Regions from separate parts of the Homo sapiens genome. Here region 2 is linked to region 1. A link is an interaction called in ENCODE POLR2A ChIA-PET data of the cell type or tissue named here. Cell type or tissue: HepG2. All regions are shown on one strand. Each heading gives the region's core, and the rest is flanking DNA. Links, peaks and the distances in the headings are about the cores only.

Region 1 (5,000 bases), core at 1-5,000:
CGCCTGCAGTCAGCACGCAAGAGTGTGTGTGCCTGTGCGTGTGTGTGTGGGGGGGGCATGTATAGGGAGTGGGCACTGCAGTGTGTATTTGTGCATGTGTGCAGGGACAGGAAGAAGAGGCTGGATGTTCTGTGTACGTGTGTGCTTGTGTGTACACCGACATGTACAGGGTGGCAGTGGGTGAACAGCTCTTTGTGTATGGGTGTTGGGAGCTGCATGTGCACATACGTGGATAGGGATGGGGCAGTTCATGTGTGTGTGTGTGTGTGTGTTTTATTTTTTTCGAGACGGAGTCTTGCTCTGTTGCTCAGGCTGGAGTGCAGTGGCGCGATCTCGGTTCACTGCAATCTCCTCCTCCCGGGTTCAAGTGATTCTCCTGCCTCAGCCTCCCGAGTAGCTGGGATCACAGGCGCGCGCCACCACGCCCGGCTAATTTTTGTATTCTTGGTAGAGACGGGGTTTCACCATGTTGGCCAGGATGGTCTCCAACTCTTGATCTCGTGATCCGCCCGCCTCCGCCTCCCAAAGTGCTGAGATTACAGCCGTGAGCCACCGCGCCCGGCCGGTGTGTGTGTGTGTGTGTGTGTATGATGAGCACACATTCAGTGCAGCGTGTGTGTGTGTGTGTGTGTGTGATCGCGCATGTGTCTGGTGTAGACTGGCGTGAGCAGCTCTCTGGGGCGAGTGAACATCGCTGTAAGGGGCTGTGGAGTGGTCCCCGCCCTGTGTGTGAGAGGATGGCATCGTGCAGGGAAGGGGGAGCAGCTCTTCAGTTGTGCACAGCCGACTGGAACCCTCGGTGAGGGCAGGGCCTGTGTCTGTTCTGCGCGTGGGATGAGCGCGTAGAGAATAAAGGGGCTCCGGGGTCGTCTTCGGCTGCCGGGAAAGTGCGTCAAACCCGCGTCCCCAGCGTTTTTAGGGCCCTCGCAGAGCCCCACCCCCACCCCCACCCCGGGGTCCCCGTGCGCGCGAGGCCGCCCCTGTCCCCGTCTGTGCTGCGAGGCCCGTGAGGGGAGCGGGGCCCGGGCGCTCCGGCAGCGCCAGCTTGGGCAGGAAAGCGCCGCGGCGACCTCGGAGGCCACATCCCGGCGAGCCCAGGAGGAGGCGAGCCGGCCCCACGTCCCCCACCCTCCGCCTCAGCGTTCACGTCTGTAAAGTGGGGGCAGGAAAGCCGCCGGGGATCCGGCAGGGACCTGCGCGCTGGGCAGCGGTGGCCGGCCCGGGGGCAGCCGCGGGGAGGGGAGGCCCGACCCGAGCGGGGCGCGTGGGGTGCGCAGATCCCCGGCCGGCGGCTCCCGCGAGAGGGAACGGATCCCAGCGCGGCCGCGGCTCCCCGCGCGGTAACCCCGATCTCTCAGCGCGGGCCCCCGGCTCTAGAGCGAGAAGACCCTCCCGGGCGGGGCCGGTGCCCAAAGGGCGCGCTCGGCTCGGGTCGGCCTGCGGGAGGCCTTGGGGCGCCGGGTCTGGGCACCGCCCTCGCCCTGCAGCTCCGGATCAATGCGACAGCCCTCCCCGCCCCTCCCCCAAAGGCCAAACAAAACATAGTAAATATTTAATCCGGGCCAGGGAGCCAAGGAGGCCTCCCCGCCCCCTCCGCCGCCGTCTGGCTCCCCTGCCAGCCCCGGCAGCTCTCCCTCGGTAATGAGGCCGGGAGAGGCCGGGATCGATCGCGGCCTGGGGCGGAGGCGGGGGTGGGGGTGGGGCGCCCGGCACCCTGAGGGGGACATCGCTGCCCGCCCCCAGGCCCCAGACCCAGGAGCCCAACCGAAGGCACCTGCGCCCACGCTTTCCCCAGAAGGCCTGCGAGGAGCGCGCCGGCCCCTGCCGGCCTGCCCTTGTCACCTCCCTTCTCAGAGGGCGTCAGCTGGGGTCGGGGGTCTGCGGGGATGCAGGCCCGAGTAGGAGGGCTGTGAAGGGGGCGGGGACCTCCCAGCCCCGGCTCAGGCCTGACCTCCGAGTCCTAGTGGTTTAAAGCCAGCAGGGGCTTGGATGAGGCCTGGGTGGGGCAGGGGCAGCTAGGGGTGCCCTAGAGGGAGGCTGGCGAGGTGTTCCTGTACCTTGGAGTAGGATACCTTAGTGTGCTGGTGGTGCTCCCGATTTCCTGGGCATTGCCTGGGGAATACCTAGAGGGGACGGTGACATCCTCACTGCTCATTCATGCAGTGGTTTATGATTGAGCACCTACTATGGGCCAGTCATACTTGTCGACTACCAGACAGACAAGTTCAGACCTGCAGAGGGATCGCATTCCAGAGAGCGACAGTTAATAAGTAAACACATGCGATGATTTCAGATCGTGGTTGGACTCAGTGTAGAGAATAAAACTGTTAATGTGATATTGTACTTGGCCGGGAGAGGAGCCACATCAGCTGGGCTGGTCCTGGAGCTGGCTGAGGACGATGGGTTGGGGAAAAAGCATCCCAGACAAAGTCTGTAGGAAGTGCAAAGGCCCAGAGGCAGGAAATAATTTGCGAGGAAGGCCAGTGAGGTTGATTGTCGTGAGTGAAGAAGCAGGTAGTGAGCGGCAGATCCCTGAAGGTCTCGTGGGCCACGGAGGAGTTTGGATTTTGTTCTAAGTGCAGTGTGAATGCATTAGAGGTTTTAAGCAAAGGAATGACATGATCTGATTTACATTTTTAAAAGCCTCTGCTGGCTGCAGTGTGGAGAATGGAAGATAGTTAAGGGGGAAGGCGGGGAGGCCAGGTTGGTTGCGGGGGATGGTGCAGTGGTGTACACAAGGGTGGCTGGTCCCCTGCCTGGCTTGGGTTATGACTGAAGTGGCCATTTACACATCTGCAGCTGGCAGGGCCCCCAGCAACCAGGAATAGCCTGCTCCTGGGTTCTTTGTGCACAGAGTCCCAGCTGGCCTGGGCAGAGGCTGGGGTGGCCCCCGTCCTGTCTCCGAGACCCAGACTCCACAGTGGGCAGCCCAGGAAGGTTTTTTTTAGGAGCATTAGAAAATGTTGACATGTTTTTTGAAACAATTTCAGATCTGATATCTCCGCCAGATTGAGTTTGTAACCAGCTTTATTGTTTAAGCCTGCTGGGATTTCATCAAAGGCGTCTGCTGTTTACCCAGAACCATTTCATTGGAGAAAACAGCAAACAGACCTGCATTTCTATCTGATTTCACTTTTTCCCTTTTCTCATGAATTTAAGAGCTTGTGAAAAGCAAGGCTGATAAGGCAAGGCAGCGAGGATCACATCCGGAAGAGGGGGGTCACAAGGATCTCAGCTGAGGTTTATTAATAGAGCAGAAAAAAGTTGGGGGTAGCTGGCCGCTTCTCAGGGGGAGGGCAGCAGCCAGCCCTCTGCAGGGGGACCTTGGGCCGGGGGGGAGGGGAGGTGGGGAGAGCTGCTGTTCACCCGTACTCTGCCCAAGATTTTTAGGTCATCTCCTGGTGTCTGTTGTCTTTACCAGTTTCTGGACTATTTCAGACACTGGCAGTGATAAAAGACTGAACATCAGCTCTCACCTGGAAAGCAGCAGTGACCTGGCCTCAGAGATGGGTTCAATGAGACAGATTCAAGCTTTCCTGGGAGAAAGCCGAGTAAGGAAACACATCAAAAGGCACATGGAAGGCAGATGATGAGAGTACCGGGAAAATTGCCTTCCTGCTCCTCCCCTGCCAACACTTGGGATTCAGTCCCTTCTCCTGCCAGGCAGCCTGAGCCAGGGCAGGGCAGGGCCCAGGGATGCTTGTCACAGGCTCAGCACGCCCTCACCTCGCCAAGGAACCTACACCAGTGTTATCGCCACCCGCCTAACAGCATCCAGGTGCCTCTAAGCGGGCCTGTTGACCCAGCAAATATGAGCCCAACAGGGGAGACGCTGGCTCTGCAGCCTCTCAGGAGAAGGCGGTCTGAGAAATTTGGGTTAATATGCCTTGTTCCGTGCTTGAGCGACAGCTAGTTAAGTGCATGGGTTGCTCGGCACATAGGCCATCTCTCACCAGTTGCACATTAGACCCACTTATAAAGTCAATCGATTCGAACCAATTAGCAAGAAGATAAGGACTTGTTTACCTTTGATGGTAGATCTTGCAGCGAGCCATCTGAGGGGGATGATAATGATCCAGGGGTATTTCTTCAGCACGCAGTGCCAGGCAGAACCATGTTGTTCTACGCCTTCTGGCAGGTGGGACTTCCGGCGACAGTGAGAGTCAGCTCCCTCATCTGGGGTATGAGCCTGTAAGGACGAGGAGAGTGAGCAAAGGACAAAGGTCTTTCCAGAGCCAAGCTTAGGCCCTCCTGGCTGTAGAGGTTCCCCTGCCATGCCTATCTTTTTTTTTTTTTTTTTTTTGAGACAGAGTTTCACTCTTGTCACCCAGGCTGTAGTGCAATGGCGCAATCTCGGCTCACTGCAACCTCCGCCTCCCGAGTTTAAGTGATTTTCCTGCCTCAGCTTCCCGAGTAGCTGGGGTTACAGGCACCTACCACCATGCCCGGCTAATTTTTGTATTTTTAGTAGAGACGGTGTTTCACCATGTTGGCCAGGCCGGTCTCAAACTCCTGTCCTCAGGTGATCCACCCGCCTTGGCCTCCCTTGGCCTCCCAAAGTGCTGGGATTACAGGTGTGAGCCCCTGCACTCGGCCCCATGCCTACCTTTTGCAGTGAGAGCTCAGTGGGCTGCTGGGGCCTGAGAGGCTCATTCCATCACTGTGGGCTCTGAGCATGGTCCCAGGGCCCCTGTAAGCACAGGGGAACCACATGCTCCAGACACAGGGCCTTGGGAGTATTTCTGGCCATCTGTTGACAGCCTCTGTCATCTCATTTCATGATTTTTTTTTTTTTTTAGAGATGGGGTCTTACTATGTTGGCCAGGTTGGTCTTGAACTCCTGGCTTCAAGCAGTCCTCCCACCTCGGCTTCCCAAAGTACTGGGATTATATGCAGGTATGAGCCACTGCACCTGGCCGTCATTTAATCTTTATAAGCCTCCTTTTTAACCACCTTTCCCCCAACGCAAGCGTGTATTATCCCCTTTCCTAGAGAAGGAA
Region 2 (16,842 bases), core at 11,316-16,315, 1.7 Mb before region 1:
CCTCTGAGTCAGGTAAAAAAATGGTCCAGCTGACCCCTGCCTGGTGTGATGGTCTTTCCTTTTTGGCTTCTGTAAGGGGCAGGGAAAGAGGACTGGGGCGGGGGGTGGGTGGGTGTTGGTCTGAGGTCCTGGTGCTTGAAATCCCTCGATTAGAGCTTAGCTCCTTAGTCTCCAGGTTTGTTAAATGCAAACTGCCTCAAGAAAGGGTGGTCTGAGGTTATGTCCACACTCAGAAGGGGTTTAGAGCTGACACTGTTGGGAAGAGGGACACTGGGGCCCTTCCTCAGGGTTGAAGGGTTGAGTTTCTGAAAAAAAAGACTCAGAAGGCCGGGCGCGGTGGCTCACGCCTGTAATCCCAGCACTTTGGGAGGCCAAGGCGGGCAGATCACGCGGTCAGGAGATCGAGACCATCCTGCCTAACATGGTGAAACACCGTCTCTACTAAAAATACAAAAAATTAGCCGGGCAGGTGCCTGTAATCCCAGCTACTCGGGAGGCTGAGGCAGGAGAATAGCATGAACCCAGGAGACGGAGCTTGCAGTGAGCTGAGATCGCACCACTGCACTCCACGCTGGGTGACAGAGCGAGACTCCGTCTCAGAAAAAAAAAAAAGACTCAGAAAAAGGCAGCCATTTCTCCATGCCCACGTGTGTGCGTGTGTGCGGGGGCTTCTGAGACACACCCTCCTCTTTCTCTCTGACTTGTGTCTTCTCCCCTTCCCTCCTCACTATGTGCCTCCGGCCCAGGTGGGATTGGATCACCTGTTGGAGGCCTGGTTTCTCTTTCCTTACCTGAAACTCATTAGGAGACTGTTCCCAGAAAGGAGGTGGTGGGCATGGCTTTCACAGCCCAGGTATTTACTGCTCATCCAAGAGCTCCCCCCTGGAACGATTCCTCAGCAACAGTCCCCGAGGTTTAATCTCTCAGGAGCAATCTCTGAGATGGTCTCTGCCTCCCACAGTCAGAGAGCAGTCTCCTGGGGTGGGGTGGCTTTCCCAAAGCAGCAGGCTATTATCCACCTGGGGATTGAAAATGACAGACCTGGCCGGGTGTGGTAGCTCACGCCTGTAATCCCAGCACTTTGGGAGGCCGAGGTGGGCAGATCACGAGGTCAGGAGATCGAGACCATCCTGGCTAACACGGTGAAACCCCGTCTCTACTAAAAATACAAAAATTAGCCAGGTGTGGTGACAGATGCCTGTAGTCCCAGCACTTTGGGAGGCCGAGGCGGGTGGATCACAAGGTCAGGAGATCGAGACCATCCTGGCTAACATGGTGAAACGCCGTCTCCACTAAACAAAATACAAAAAATTAGCCAGGTGTGGTGGCGGGCGCCTGTAGTCCCAGCTACGGGGGAGGCTGAGGCAGGAGAATGGTGTGAACCCGGGAGGCGGAGCTTGCAGTGAGCCAAGATCGCGCCGCTGCACTCCAGCCTGGGTGACAGCGAGACTCTGTCTCAAAGGAAAAAAAAAAAGAAAAAAGAAAAAAAAAAGAAAATAACAGACCTGTCCCTTCCAGGACACAGAGCTCGATGGGCTGTGCGATGCTGGGCAAGTGTCTCTCCCTAGCTGAGCTGGTTCTGTTCTGTACAGTAAGAGAGGCGGCCCCGGGATCTCCACGGTGCTTCCAGCTGTGCCGTCCTGGGGTTTTTCTCCGCAGAGTCCCTCTTTCCCTCTCCATTCTCTTTGTTGTCTCTCTTCCTCCTTATTTTCTTCTTCAATCTCGATCCCCTTCCCGAGCCCTCCTTCCCTAAAGAAGGCTGACTCAGTCCTGGGAATGTGCTGCTCCGGGTTTGGGGCGGGAGCACTCAGAGACCCTGGTCAGGTGTCAGAAGACGGTGAGAAAAATATCTTTGAAAAACCGACGCAGGAGTCCAGCCGCAGGGAAGTACCTGCATGGGGACACTGTTCAGGAGGGGCCACAAGGAACCTCAGGCAGGCTGGGGGCCTTCTGTCTGCGGCTGGCTCATCCCCACCTCATCGGGAAGGTCTGGTCTTCATTCCCAGGCCTCCGCGAGGCACTTCTCAACTTCACGCTGGATGTGGATGTGGGGAAGCAGAGGAGACGGCTGCAGTGTTCAGACGTAAGAAGCTGTCTGGGCTGCCTGAGGGAGTGGAGCAGCGGATCCCAGCTTTGTGAGGACCTCCTGCTCATGCCCACAGAGGGAGAGGTAAGTGACGGAGTTTGGATGGGAGTCAGGAGGGGTCTTTGTCATTGAGAAAGGATTTGAGGTGATGCAGTGAAGGGCACATACCCAGACCTACAAATGAGGTGATTAAAATAATCATAACAGGCCAGGCACGGTGGCTCACGCCTGTCATCCCAGCACTTTGGGAGGCCAAGGCGGGGGGATCACTTGAGGTCAGGAGTTCGAGACCAGCCGGGCCAACACGGTGAAACCCTGTCTCCACTAAAAACACAAAAATTAGCCGGGCGTGATGGCGGGTGCCTGTAATCCCAGCTACTCGGGAGGCTGAGGCAGGAGAATCGCTGGAATCCAGGGGAGGGAGGTTGCAGTGAGCCGAAATCATGCCACTGTACTCCAGCCTGGCCAACAAGAGCAAGACTCCATCTCAAAATAATAATAATAATAAATCAAGAACCACGTAATGGCACGGAAGATGGAGATGCTGTCATTGCTGACGTTTTTCTTGGTAATAACTCAGGAATGCCAGTGTTCTTGGCATGCGTTATCAGACCTCACCTGATAATAACTAGGACCGAGGGCCTGAATGTCAGTTGGCATCAAAAAAGTGAACAACTAAAAGGAAGAATAAAAAGATAGAAACGACCATCTAGAAAGGTTTACTCCTGGCAAAGGTGCCCAGAGACATGGGGTAAAAAAAGTATGTCGGGACTCAAACCCTGACAGGATCTCGAACTTTGGATCTATATGGATCGTTTATTCCAATAAACAAATGCATGAATTCTTCTTCTGAATACACATTTACCCCCAAAGTGATTGTTAATTGGATTAAAGTCTACAGCCTTCCTTAAATAAAGGCTTAATCACATTCTCTACCAGAGAATCATGCTCACTTTCTCCCATGGGCTTGAGGCTCTTATAGGGGCAGAAAGGCTTATTTAAACAAAGAGAGTGGCAAATGGTATGCTAAGCAATCTCCTTATCTTCTCTCTTACCTCTCTAATATGTCCTCCATGTTGCTTTGAGAAAGATCTTGGTTGGTTGGGCGCAGTGGCTCACGCCTCTAATCCCAGCACTTTGGGAGGCCGAGGTGGGAGGATCACCTGAAGTCAGGAGTTCGAGACCGGCCTGACCAATGTGGTAAAACCCTGTCTCTACTAAAAAAAAATACAAAAATTAGCCAGGCGTGGTGGCATGCACCTGTAGTCCCAGCTACTTGGGAGACTGAGGCAGGAGAACCTTGAACCTAAGAGGCAGAGGTTGCAGAGAGCCAAGATCGAGCCACTGCACTCCAGCCTGGGCGACAGAGCGAGACTCCATCTCAAAAAAAAAAAAAAAAAAGAGAAAGAACTTGATAAACCCAGGTGTGGCTGTGACTCTTCCCTTCTGTCTGAGCCAGTTCTTTACCCCTTTGTGACTGGGATAAGAACCATAGCAGCTATAGACACAAAACCGTAGTAGAATGAAGGAGATTTTTCCCAAAGCACTTGGCAGCTTGCTTGAAGGACGTGTCCCTTCAGCCTGGCTTATTTGGAAGATGCTTAGGACTTCTGACTCACCACTTTTATTGTTTATTTCTTCTTATGATGACATCAAAGTAGAAAGTATTCTTGCAAGGTGCGGTGGCTCATATTTGGAAATCCCAGCACTTTGGGAGGCCAAGGTGGGTGAATTGCTTGAGCCCAGGTGGTTGAGGCTGCAGTGAGCCATCATGGTGCTGCTGCCCTCCAGACTGGGTGACAGAGTGAGTGAGACCTTATCTTAAAAAAAAAAAAAAAGAAAAGAGGCCGGGCGCGGTGGCTTACGCCTATAATCCCAGCATTTTGGGAGGCTGAGGCGGGTGGATCACTTGAGGTCAGGAGTTCGAGACCAGCCTGACCAACATGGCGAAACCCTGTCTCTACTAAAAATACAAAAATTAGCCAGGCGTGGTAGCACACACCTGTCATCCCAGCTACTCGGGCGGCTGAGGTAGGAGAATCGCTTGAACCCGGGAGGCGGAGGTTGCAGTGAGCCGAGATCACGCCACTGCACTCCAGCCTGGGCAACAGAGCAAGACTCCATCTCAAAAAAAAAAAAAAAGAAAAAAAGAAAAAGAAAAAAAGCATTATTGTTGTCATCTTCTCCCCCACATCCAACTCTAACCCTGCCTTCCGTGGTGACCCCACAGCTCTGTGAGGAGGACTGCTTCTCCAATGCCAGTGTCAAAGTCAGCTACCAGCTCCAGACCCCTGAGGGACAGACGGACCATCCCCAGCCCATCCTGGACCGCTACACTGAGCCCTTTGCCATCTTCCAGGTGACTCTACCCACAGCCAGTACCCAGCCCTCTTAAGAGCCTATCCCACAGAAACCACCTGCTCCCCTAACTTCCAAGAATGGTGGAGTTGGGAGGCAATGTCTTCAGACGGCATTTGGGCCCCTCACCGTACTCATGGTGAAACTGAGTCCCTGAGATGGTGTTAATGTGTCCCCGTGAGTGAGGACTCATGGGTAACGCAGGTCTCCATCTGCCCCTGGGGCTTGTTCCTTTATGTCTTTATGTTCACAAAAGCACTTGCTACATCTTTCATGAGGCACATGCATACATTGCATCCTGGGGACCTCACTTGGCAAGCGGCTCTGATGACGCTGTGATGGGGGTTCCTTGTGGGAGCTAGACTGGAGCTGTCGTGTCTTGCACTGCAGAGAGGATGCCCTTTGGCACACCTGCCTGTTCATGCCCTGCCAGGGCCTTCAGGCTGAATGGCCCCACCAAACCTGTATCCTAGCCTCTCCTCCTGGTGCCCATCAGTGCAGCTTAGACAGGCGGGTAGTGTCATAAGAAACTTTTGTCAGCCGGGCGCCCTGGCTGATGCCTGTAATCCCAACACTTTGGGAGGTTGAGGCAGGTGGATCACCTGAGGTCAGGAGTTCGATACCAGCCTGGCCAAGATGGTGAAACCCTGTCTCTACTAAAAATACAAAAATTGGCCGGGTGTGGTGGCATGGGCCTGTAGTCCCAGCTACTAGGGAGGCTGAGGCAGGAGAATCATTTGAATCCTTTGCCCAGGAGGCAGAGGTTCCAGTGAGCCAAGGCCGTGCCATTGCACTCCAGCCTAGGCAACAGAGCGAGACTCCATCTCAAAAAAATAAAAAATAAAATAAATTTTAAAAAATACAAAGATTAGCCCAGTGTGGTGGTGCATGCCTGTAGTTCCAGCTACTCAGGAGGCTGAGGCAGGAGAATTGCTTGACCCCGGGAGACAGTGGTTGCAGTGAACCGAGATCGTGCCACTGCACTCCAGCCTGAGTGACAGAGAAAGACTCCGTCTCAAAAAAAAAAAAAAAACCACAAACCTTCAATATATATTTCCTAAAAACAAAGGCATTGTCTTAACATAGTACAATAATCAAAATCAGGAAATTCACATTGATAAAATACTATTATCTAATTTACAAACTTTATTCAAATTTTGCCAGTTGTCCTATTAATGTCCTTTATAGCAAAAGAAAAAAAAGGTTCTGGTCCAGGATCATTCATAGCGTTCTACAGTTATTTATCTTTAGTCTCCTTTAATCTGGAAGGGTTTCTCACTCAGTCTTCCCTTGTCTTTTAATGACATTAACATTTTTGAAGGGTACAGGCCAGTCCTTTTGTAGAATGTTCCTCAATTTGTCTGATATTTCTTCATAATTAGATTCAGGTTATACATTTTTGTTTTGTTTTTGAGACAGAGTTTCGCCCTTGTTGCCCAGGCTGGAGTGCAATGGCGTGATCTCGGCTCACTGCAACCTCTGCCTCCCAAGTTCAAGCAATTCTCCTGCCTCAGCCTCCCGAGTAGCTGGGATTACAGGCATGTATCACCATGCTCGGCTAATTTTTGTACTTTTAGTAGAGACGGGGTTTCACTATGTTGGCCAGGCTGGTCTTGAACACCTGACCTCAGGTGATCTACCCTCCTCGGCCTCCCAAAGTGCTGGGATTACAGACGTGAGCCACCATGCCTGGCCAGGTTATGCATTTTTGTCAGGAATATCACAGAAGTAAAGTGTGTCCTTCTCAGTACACCATCTCAGGAGGCACCTAATGTGGACTTGTCCATTCCTAGTGCTGTTTGCCTGTGTCATTAATAAGCACGTCTCATTTTATGGTGAGATGCCTTGCGATTGTATCCTGCTTAACATCTCTTTATGTGTCTTTCCTTAACCAGTGATGACTATTATGCTATGGCAAAGAGATTTTTAAAAAGTTATTCCCCGTATAAAATGGGTGAGGAAAAAACCACGTGGTATTAGGCACATCGGTGTTACCAGAGAGTGCGTTCTGGCTGGGAGTTTAGATGGCTTAACCCCATTCTCTTTCACTGGGGCTGGGTGGAAGAGATCAGGCTATGTGGCTATATTAAAAATACAACAAAAGGCCGGGCGCGGGGGCTCACGCCTGTAATCCCAGCACTTTGGGAGGCCGAGGCTGGCGGATCATGAGGTCAGGAGATCGAGACCATCCTGGCTAACACAGTGAAACCCCGTCTCTACTAAAAATACAAAAAAAAAAAAAAAATTAGCTGGGCGTGGTGGCGGGCAGCTGTAGTCCCAGCTACTCGGGAGTCTGAGGCAGGAGAATGGCGTGAACCCGGGAGGCGGAGCTTGCAGTGAGCGGAGATTGCGCCACTGCACTCCAGCCTGGGCGACAGAGCGAGACTCCGTCTCAAAAAAAAAAAAAAAAAAAAAAAAATACAACAAAAAACCCTGCATGAAACTGTTGACCCACTTAGAGAGAGCGCCACGCTTTGACTTCTGCAAATGGCATCCCCCTTCCGCAGGAAGTAGAAAGTTCCCTTTCAAGCCCTGGGCTGTCATTCCCCCTCTAGGCCGTGGGAACAGACCTGCAGACAGCTGCCGAGGTGGCCACCGGGAGAGAAGTGCGAAGTGCAGAGGCTCTCCAGCCGAGGAGCTGGCTGCCTTCCTTCATAATACAAAAACAGACCCAGCTACTTTAGAACACTGGAATTTTTAAAAACACGAACTGGAGCTTTTCAACCTCCATGGGGCCTTTTGAAATGTGGCTTTCAGAATTAGTCGATTATGTGTAGGCAAGGGAAATAGTTAGCTTACAGAGACGACTAGCCAGGCCGGGCGCGGTGGCTCACACCTGTAATCCCAACACTTTGGAAGGCCAAGGTGGGTGGATGACCTGAGGTCAGGAGTTTGAGACCAACCTGGTCAACATGGCGAAACCCTTTCTCTAATAAAAATACAAAGTTAGCCAGGCGTGGTGGCACATGCCTGTAATCCCAGCTACTTGGGAGGCTGAGGCAGGAGAATCGCTTGAATCCGGGAGGCAGAGATGGCAGTGAGCCGAGATCGCGCCATTGCACTCCAGCCTGGATGACAGAGCGAGACTCCATCTGAAAACAAACAAACAAACAACCGAAAAAACAGATGACTAGCCATGAGGAAGGAACCTCCAAGGCCTGGACCTTGACGATATTTGGCTAGGCATCCCCCACTCCTGCCCGGGCTGTTCTGCCTATATCCGAAAGGACTAAGGAAGCTTCTCTTCGCGTAGGTGTCTGCTCCCTGAATGCTCAAAGTCGTGAGCTGTGTGTTGCTGCTGAATTCGCATGATGTAAATGTCATGGGCACCCCTAACATTCCGTGAAGGTCACCCCAGTTTTTACCTTGGTCAAAGGACTGGGTCACAGTGTGCCCATGTTATAGGACAGATCCAGGAATGTCACCCAGGAATGTCACAGTCCCTGCTCTTCGGGGACAATCCCAGCCTGCACCCCTCACCTCCCTGTAACTGCACTTCTCAGGGTGAGCAGGAGGCACAGCCCAAAACTTCCTATAAGGAGAAGAGCCGGAGGCAGGGCTGCTGGGGAAGGCGGAGCCTGGGCTGATCGGGACTCTCTGTCTGGTTACAGCTGCCCTATGAGAAGGCCTGCAAGAATAAGCTGTTTTGTGTCGCAGAATTACAGTTGGCCACCACCGTCTCTCAGTGAGTTGGACATAGCCGTCAGTTTCCTCGATTAACCTTCTCCCGAACGCTTGCCTGGGCAATTCCTTCATTAGGACACCCTGCACATCCCCTTCCCCTCTCCCCGTGGCCCACAAATGGCTTCTGCACTTATTATCTCAATATGTCCTCAGCTACCCCAGAAGGGAGGCAAGACAGAGATCTGTCTTCCCACTTTCTAGATTAGGAAGCAGACTCAGTCGCCGAGGGCCCTGCATAGGCCATTTGGTGGACTTGAACCTGGGTCTCTTGACATCCCGGACAATGCTATATTCAGAACCCAGCGTTCTTCACAGCCAGGCTGACCTCTACCTCAGTTAGAGGTAACCTCTTTCCCGGCCCACCTCTTGGCCAAATTAACTAATCAATCAAATATTTCTGGACCATCTACTTTGTGCCAAGCACTCTAGGTGCTGGGGATACTTCTGTGAACAACACAGACAAAAATCCCTGCCCTCCTGGTGCTCTTAGGGGGAGAAGATGGTAAGTAGGTAAATTCCATGTTGATGAGATGAACGTTGAAGACACAGGGAAGGTGGGAAGGAGTGTTGGGTGGCAGCTGATGCTGAAGTTTTCAATGGGGTGGTCACGGAGGGTGACACTTTGGCACACACTGGAGGAGGTAGGGGAACGAGCTATGTGGTTGGGTGTCTAAGGGAAGAGCAGCTGCAGGTACCCTGGGTTGGAAGCCTGCCTGGTGGGTGGGGGGCAGGGTGAGGAGCTAGTGGCTGCAGTGGAGTGGGGCGGGGTGTAATGAGGGAAGGGGAGGAAGGGGGAAGAGGCCATGGGGCTTCTTAAGCCCTCAGAAGGGCTTTTGCTGTGAGCTGGGAAGTCAGAGGAGTGACACACTCATGCAGCTTAGCAGGATCCTTCTTGCTGCTTAGCTGAGAAGAGAAGCGGCACTTGCTCCCTTTGTAACCACTCAGGTGAGAGGCGGTGTGGGCTGGGCCATGACGGGAGTAACAGTTTAAAGTGACAGCTCATACGTAGCACGTGCTGACAGAATGGAGGCGGAGGGAGGAAAGAGGGCCACAGCCCCAGCATGCGGCACTGCACTGTCCAACACACCAGCCACGCTTAGCTGTTTACATGTACATGAGTTAAAATTAATCACAATGAAACATTTTGTTCCTCAGTCACATTAGCCACACTTCAAAGACTCAGTGGCCGCCTGTGGCTGGTGGTGTTGGGCAGCGCAGATACCGCCTGTCTCCATCGCTGCAGACGTTCTATTGGACCACACTGAATTCCAGAATGACAGTGTTGCCAAGCACATGAGTGTGGGTTTAGACATGTAGTGGTCTTAGAATGCCCCCCAGGCCGGGCGCGGTGGCTCATGCCTGTAATCCCAGCACTTTGGGAGGCAGAGGTAGGCGGATCATGAGGTCAGGAGTTTGAGACAAGCCTGGTCAACATGGTAAAACCCCGTCTCTACTAAAAATACAAAAATTAGCTGGGCATGGTGGTGGGCGCCTGTAATCACAGCTACTGGGCAGGCTGAGGCAGGAGAATCGCTCAAACTCGGGAGGCGGAGGGTGCAGTGAGCCGAGATCGCTCCACTGCACTCCAGCCTGGGTGACAGAGCAAGACTCCAAAAACGGGGAGGGGGGGAGGGTAACAAAACAAAACAAACAAGCGTCCTTGGCGACTAGTGTTGTGTATGTATTGTGATTCTGTTGGCCAGCTGGCTGGAGTTGCCGTATATGGGGAAGAACGCAGTTCCCCAAGTCCTGGTCAGCCCTTTCATAGACATTTGCAGGACCAATTGAAGACTTTCAAATGCTCTGGAATCCAGGCTAACAAGCAGGCACAGCTGTTTCCAGCAGGGAATTAATTACAGCCAAGAACCAACCTCCCAGCCAGCTACTGGGGGTAGTAGAGATACAGCACGCATGGCTTGCCCTACATCGCCCCCTAGTGTACATAGCAAGCAAACGCTTCTCTTTCAAAAACGCTAGTGAGCCTGGTCGTCGGTGTCCAGCTGTCTCAGTGGTTTTTGACCTGAGGACATAGATCCCCAAAAGAATCTAATGAAGACTACAGACCCCTCTCCTTAGAAGATCACATGTGCATACATAAATTTTGGCATTCCGGGCCCTCTGAGACGGTCCCTAGGCCTCAGATTAGGCAACGCTGTTAATATTCTGATGACACTGAGGTCTCACGCCTGAGCTCTAAGATGTGTGTCCAGCTGACATGTCAGCATCTCTGCTTTGTTATCCTATATGCACCTCTTGTCATGTCCCCGATTGAACGCATCTTCTTCCACCCTTGGGTCTTCCTCCCATGTTACCTCCCTCAGTCAATGGCACCACTCAGCCACCGGCACCACTCAGCCACCGGCACCACTCAGCCACCTGAGCTAGAAACTCAGAACTTGCCCTTAACTCCTCTGTCCCCCCTCCCCTGCCTCTTTTTCGTTTCATTTGCTTTACTGTCTCTGACTTCTTTCCTTCTCCACTACTGTTGTCTTTTTTCTTCTTCTTCTTCTTTTGAGACAGGGTCTCACTCTGTCACCCAGGCAGGAGTGCAGTGGCGCGATCTTGGCTCACTGCAACCTCCGCCTCCCGGCTTCAAGTGCTTCTCCTGCCTCAGCCTCCTGTGTAGCTGGGATCACAGGCGCACGTGACCACACTCAGCTAATTTTTGTATTTTTAGTAGAGACGGGGTTTTACCATGTTGGCCAGGCTGGTCTTGAACTCTTGGCCTCAAGTGATCCACCTGCCTCACCTCCCAAAGTGCTGGGATTACAGGCGTGAGCCACCGTGTCCAGGCATCCACTACTGTTTCCTTATTTCAGGCATGTATCATCTCTCGGGTGGAGACAGCAGGCTCTGTCTCTGCTTCCTGTCTCTCCCTCCAGTCAATCCAGCCTCTTCTCAGCTGGGATAAAAACCAAACCAAAACCAAACAATGGGAACAAAACACACCTCACATTACTTCCTAGGCCGGGCGTGGTGGCTCACGCCTGTAATCCCAGCACTTTGGGAGGCCATACTTCCTAGATCTGCACATCTCATCTTTGGACATTTCAGATGGAAAACAGTTTTCTCGGTATTGCTAATATGTTTTTCTGTCAATCTCAGCTACTGAGAGTGGTTCTGCACTCTGGGTCCCTGTGATACCTCAGCATTCTGGAGGACCCTTTCACACATCCCCAGGACCCTCTTTTCCAGGACATGTGGACCCATGTCTTAAACCACAGCCTTTTAATGGGAAGGGTCTGAATGATTTTGTGGGTAGGAAGCTGAGGCCAAGAAACGGGGTAGGACAGTATGTCTTATGCACACTGTTCTCCAGTGCACAGCAGTGCCCCATAAATATTGTGGCATGGATGAATTTGTGTCATAGAGTACCTCACCTAGGGTCACAGTGAATTGGTGGTAGAAAGAGGATTTGGGTACAATTCTCTCAATTCTTTGGACTACTAGACTCCAGGCATTTAATTAGCCTTTTATTTATTTATTTATTTATTTTGAGACAGAGTTTCACTCTTGTTGCCCAGGCTGGAGTGCAATAGTGTGCTCATGGCTCACTGCAACCTCTGCCTCCCGGGCTCAAGCAATTCTCCTGCCTCAGCCTCCTGAATAGCTGGGATTACAAGTGCCTGCACCACACCTGGCTAATTTTTTTTTTCTTTTTTTGAGATGGAGTCTCATGCTGTCACCCAGGCTGGAGTATAGTGGCGTGATCTCAGCCCTCTGCAAACTCCCCCTACCGGGTTCAAGCAATTCTCTGTCTCAGCCTCCCGAGTAGCTGGGATTACAGGCACCTGCCACCACACCCGGCTACTTTTTGTATTTTTAGTAGAGACGGGGTTTCACCATCTTGGCCAGGCTGGTCTTGAACTCCTGACCTCAGGTGATCTACCCGCCTCGGCCTCCCAAAGTGTTGGGATGACAGGTAATTAGCCTGTCTTGGCTTCTGTTTCCTCTTCTATAAAATGGAGAGTAGCTGTACTATTTCACAGGGTTACTATGAGGGTTGAGCGTGTGAGACGCAGTCCTTGGCACATGGTAAGCACTAAATAAAGGGCAGCTATTATCGTCATCTCATGCAACAACTGAGATGGGCGTGGCAGTCCAGCTGTTTGCTTATGTTGAGAGGAAGAATGTCTAAGCTAAACGTATTCCTTAGGCAACTTATCTAAGAAGTTACTTAAGAAGGTGCTATTCTGGGCTGTGTGCGGTGGCTTACACCTGTAATCCCAGCACTGTGGGAGGCCAAGGCAGGTGGATCACTTGAGCCCAGGAGTTCAAGACCCGCCTCCACATGGCGAGACCCTGTCTCTACAAAAAATACAAAAATTAGCTGCACATTGGCCAGGCTGGGTGGCTCACGCCTGTAATCCCAGCACTTTGGGAGGCCGAGGCAGGCGGATCACCTGAGGTCAGGAGTTCGAGACCAGCCTGACCAACGTGGAGAAACCCCGTCCCTAATAAAAATACAAAATTAGCCAGGCATGGTGGCGCGTGCCTGTAATCCCAGCTACTCAGGAGGCTGAGACGGGAGAATTGCTTGAACCTGGGAGGTGGAGGTTGCAGTGAGCCGAGATCGTGCCATTGCACTCCAGCCTGGGCAACAAGAACGAAACTCCGTCTCAAAAAAATAAAAATAAGAAAAATATTAGCTGGGCATGGTGGTAAACACCTGTAGTCCCAGCTACTCGGGAGGCTGAGGTGGGAGGATCACTTGAACCCAGGAAGTGGAGGCTGCGGTGAGCCGTGATCATTGCACCACAGCACCACGCTCTAGCCTCGGTGAATGTCCTATTGTATTGCGTTGAGGTTTTTACAGATGAAATAAACTGTAACATTTTTATCTGTACCCTGTGCAGGCAGGAGTTGGTGGTGGGTCTCACAAAGGAGCTGACCCTGAACATTAACCTAACTAACTCCGGGGAAGATTCCTACATGACAAGCATGGCCTTGAATTACCCCAGAAACCTGCAGTTGAAGAGGATGCAAAAGGTGACTGTGACGGTGGCTGTGGAAACAGGTCCCTCACGCCCCTCCCTCGCTGCATGCCTGCTTTTCTGTGGTGGCCCCCTCACTGGCACCCCTGCCTCCAGCCTCCTCCTGGTCCAACCAACAGATGGTTAATAACTAGATAAATCCCCGCCAGTCCGGCTCCATGCCTCCCGAGGCACCATATTCTGCTGCAGTGCCACCCTCCCTATGTGCGGCCCTTTCTTCACCAGGGTTCTGAGAGAGAAGTGAGTCTAATGCCCTAAGACACTGAGAAAGTAAAAATTAGCTTAGACTGGGAAAGTGAAAATCTGCCCTGCCATTCCCAAGGCTGGATACAGACACAGATACTAGGAAACAGTCTGTTTCCCGAGGACACCCTGTGGCTGACAAGTATCACTGCACTGAGAAATTTTATTCTCTAAAATCACAGATCAGAAAACTTTGGGCCGGGAACGGTGGCTCACACCTGTAATCCCAGCACTTTGGGAGGCCGAGACGGGCGGATCACGAGGTCAGGAGATCGAGACCATCCTGGCTAACACGGTGAAACCCCGTCTCTACTAAAAATACAAAAAAAAATTAGCTGGGCGCGATGGCGGGTGCCTGTAGTCCCAGCTACTCGGGAGGCTGAGGCAGGAGAATGGCGTGAACCCGGGAGGCGGAGCTTGCAGTGAGCCGAGATTGCGCCACTGCACTCCAGCCTGGGCCACAGAGCAAGAGTCTGTCTCAAAAGAAAAAACAAGAAAGAAAACTTTGCTGTTTGAAGTAGTTACGTCGGTAATTATGAACCCCTATCCCTCTTGCCTGGAGAGTGTAAGTCATTTTGACCAAGAGAAGAGTCTGTTTCCACCTGAGGTAGAGAGCTTCAGATACAGTGTCTGTCAACTTTCTACTCCATATTAATGGTTTCCCAGGAAGCGGGCCCTGGGTCTGATTCACAGGCTGGCCTGCTGGTGACTGACTCCTTGACACTCAGCCCTGCTTTACCATCAAAACAGGACTTTATTTACATTTCATCTGAACTCCACCCTTCCCTGGAGTCCTTTAATAACCGCCTTTTCCATTGTTCAGTGATACACACAATAGTGTAGTTTTTGGATGGGTGCAGTGGCCCATGCCTGTAATCCCAGCACTTTGGGAGGCCGAGGCGGGCGGATCACCTGAGGTCAGGAGTTCGAGACCAGCCTGGCCAACATGGCAAAACCCCGTCTCTACTAAAAATACAAAAATTAGCCAGGTGTGGTGATGTACACCTGTAATCCCAGCTACTCGGGAGGCTGAGGCACGAGAATCACTTGAACCCGGAGGTGGAGATTGGAGTGAGCTGAGATTGCGCCACTGCACTCCAGCCTGGGCAACAGAGCAGGACTCTGTCTCAAAAACAAACAAACAAACAAACAAAACCAAAGTGTAGTTTTCCTCATTGCAGTGAGTCAATAAATTTGAATTTGTTGGACTGTAGATTTGTCCCCGGTCATCTTAGGCTATTTGGGCTAGGACAGTATCCATTATATGAATGAAGCAATCTCCTAGGCCGGGCACCGTGGCTCACGGCTGTAATCCCATCACTTTGGGAGGCTGAAGTGGGTGGATCACTTGAGGTCAGGAGTTCGAGACCAGCCTGGCTAACATGGTGAAACCCTGTTTCTATTAAAAATACAAAAAATTAGCCGGGCGTGGTGGTGGGCACCTATAATCCCAGCTACTTGGGAGACTGAGGCAGGAGAATTGCTTGAACCCGGGAGGTGGAGGTTGCAGTGAGCCGAGATCGCGCCACTTCACTGCAGCTTGGGCGAAAGAGTGAAACTCCATCTCAAAAAAATGAAAACAAAAGCAAAAAACAATCTCCTAGGCATCTAGAGGGGAACTAGGGATGGACCGTCCCTGGGAGAATTAAGAAAACTCACTGCAGTCATCACCTGCCCCTCGGGGGTCCAGGTGGGGAGCCCTGGTGGCTACGTGGCAGTGCTGGTGTGTGCCGGCCTTCCAGCCAGGCTGTGGGTTATATTTGCATCAGTCCATGGCCCAGCTCAAATGCCTCCTTCCCCAGGAAGACCTTACGAATTCCTCCGAGTTGGAATTCATATTTCTCCACTGCTGTTCTCTGCAGCTCCCTCACAGAAGCACCCCTTCGACCTTGTATTTAAATTCCTCGGGGATCTACTGCTGACCCTGCCTGTCCGGCTTGTGAGGAAGACAGGGACCAAGTGGACTTTATTTCTTTAGCTCCTGGCAGGGTGTCTGACAGGCAGAAAAATTAGTGAATGTTTGCTGAATTGCTGTGAGGAAACCACGTTTTTGTTTTGTTTTGTTTGGCTCTTTAAGAGAATGTCATCTGCTCTTTTAACAGCCTCCCTCTCCAAACATTCAGTGTGATGACCCTCAGCCGGTTGCTTCTGTCCTGATCATGAACTGCAGGATTGGTCACCCCGTCCTCAAGAGGTCATCTGTGAGTCGGTTTGGACTGATTCGCTCTTCTCACCACCCTGCAGTTGGCGTCTTCTGCATCTTGGTCTCATCTCAATCTCTCGGTTCCAGCTTTGCGCTTCGCTTGACTGCAGTGTGTCCCCAGCAGTGCTTACAGTGGCTAAGCTGGCTCTGAAAGTAGGGGGTGATGGGGACGAGAGCTTTCCAGTACACAGCCCTAGGTGAACTGCCTGCTCACCTCCGTGAAGCAGAGTGAAGTTGTGGGTAGTATGGAGGGCGTGTCAGACAAAAAGTTTTTTTGTTTGTTTGTTTTTGAGATGGAGTTTCATTCTGTCACCCAGGCTGGAGTGCAGTGGCACAGTCTCAGCTCACTGCAACCTCCGCCTCCCGGGTTCAAGTGATTCTCCTTCCTCAGCCTCCTGAGTAGCTGGGATTACAGGCGTGCAGCACTACACCCGGCTAATTTTTAAAATATTTTTGGTAGAGATGGGGTTTCACCATGTTGGCCAGGCTGGTCTCAAACTCCTGTCCTCAAGTGATCCACCTGCCTCGACCTCCCAAAGTGCTGGGATGACAGGCATGAGCCACCATGCCCGGCCAAGACGAAAAGTTATTAACCCTGATCTGTCCCTTGTCATCTCTGTGCTGTGGGAAATCTCTGAAGTGGCTTCTTCACCTGTAAAAGGGGAATGAGGCCGCCTGCCTTGCTTACTCCATATTTGTATTTGAGGCTTAACTGAAATAACGGGGCCAGGCGCGGTGGCTCATGCCTGTAATCCCAGCACTTTGGGAGACCGAGGTGGGTGGATCATTTGAGGTCAGGAGTTCGAGACCAGCCTGGCCAACATGGTGAAACCCCGTCTCTACTAAGAATACAAAAATTAGCTGGGCGTGGTGGTGCGTGCCTGTAATCCCAGCTACTTGGGAGGCTGAGGCAGGAGAATTGCTTGAACCTGGGAGGCAGAGGTTGCAGTGAGCTGAGATCACACCATTGCACTCCATCCTGGGTGACAGAGCGAGACTCCCTCTCAAAAAAAAAAAAAAAAAAAAAAAAGGAAGGGAAAGGAAACATGCTGTGTTAGAAAAATGTGAGGAATGTGAAAATCTGAGGAATCGTCTCCTAGGTCTGTTCCACGAGTAGCTAGCGGTCTGAATTGTGAGTGGCATAGAGAGAATCAACTGACCATTTTTCCCCCTTTAAAATAGGCTCATGTTTCAGTCGTTTGGCAGCTAGAGGAGAATGCCTTTCCAAACAGGACAGCAGACATCACTGTGACTGTCACCAAGTAAGTACTGCC

The links. Peaks named below come from ENCODE experiments on the same cell type or tissue, not always from the same donor. Only the 100,000 strongest peaks of a DNase experiment are listed, where the experiment ranks them.
Region 2: POLR2A ChIA-PET joins it to region 1 with 5 read pairs; 1 of 35 experiments calls an interaction of 5 or more read pairs at or near these places.

Annotation. Positions count from the first base shown.
Region 1 is chr17:1,994,730-1,999,729 of GRCh38, reverse strand. The region is part of intron 1 of RTN4RL1 (reticulon 4 receptor like 1); the gene reads left to right. Among named protein-coding and RNA genes, the nearest start is that of RTN4RL1-AS1, 20 kb to the left of the region's middle. In HepG2, for the core only: no CTCF peak of the experiment used is centred there; DNase peaks (open chromatin) are centred at 1,549, 2,249 and 4,199; H3K4me3 peaks cover 3,356 bases; H3K27me3 peaks cover 412 bases.
Region 2 is chr17:3,731,092-3,747,933 of GRCh38, reverse strand. It overlaps ITGAE (integrin subunit alpha E), which reads left to right. Exons shown (of 31, transcript NM_002208.5): 17 at 1-12; 18 at 2,007-2,170; 19 at 4,317-4,445; 20 at 8,056-8,129; 21 at 12,985-13,117; 22 at 15,468-15,566; 23 at 16,751-16,830. Among named protein-coding and RNA genes, the nearest start is that of HASPIN, 16 kb to the right of the region's middle. RefSeq lists an enhancer at 9,845-10,139. In HepG2, for the core only: CTCF peaks have their summits at 13,499 and 15,569; DNase peaks (open chromatin) are centred at 13,483, 14,083 and 15,523; H3K4me3 peaks cover 1,627 bases.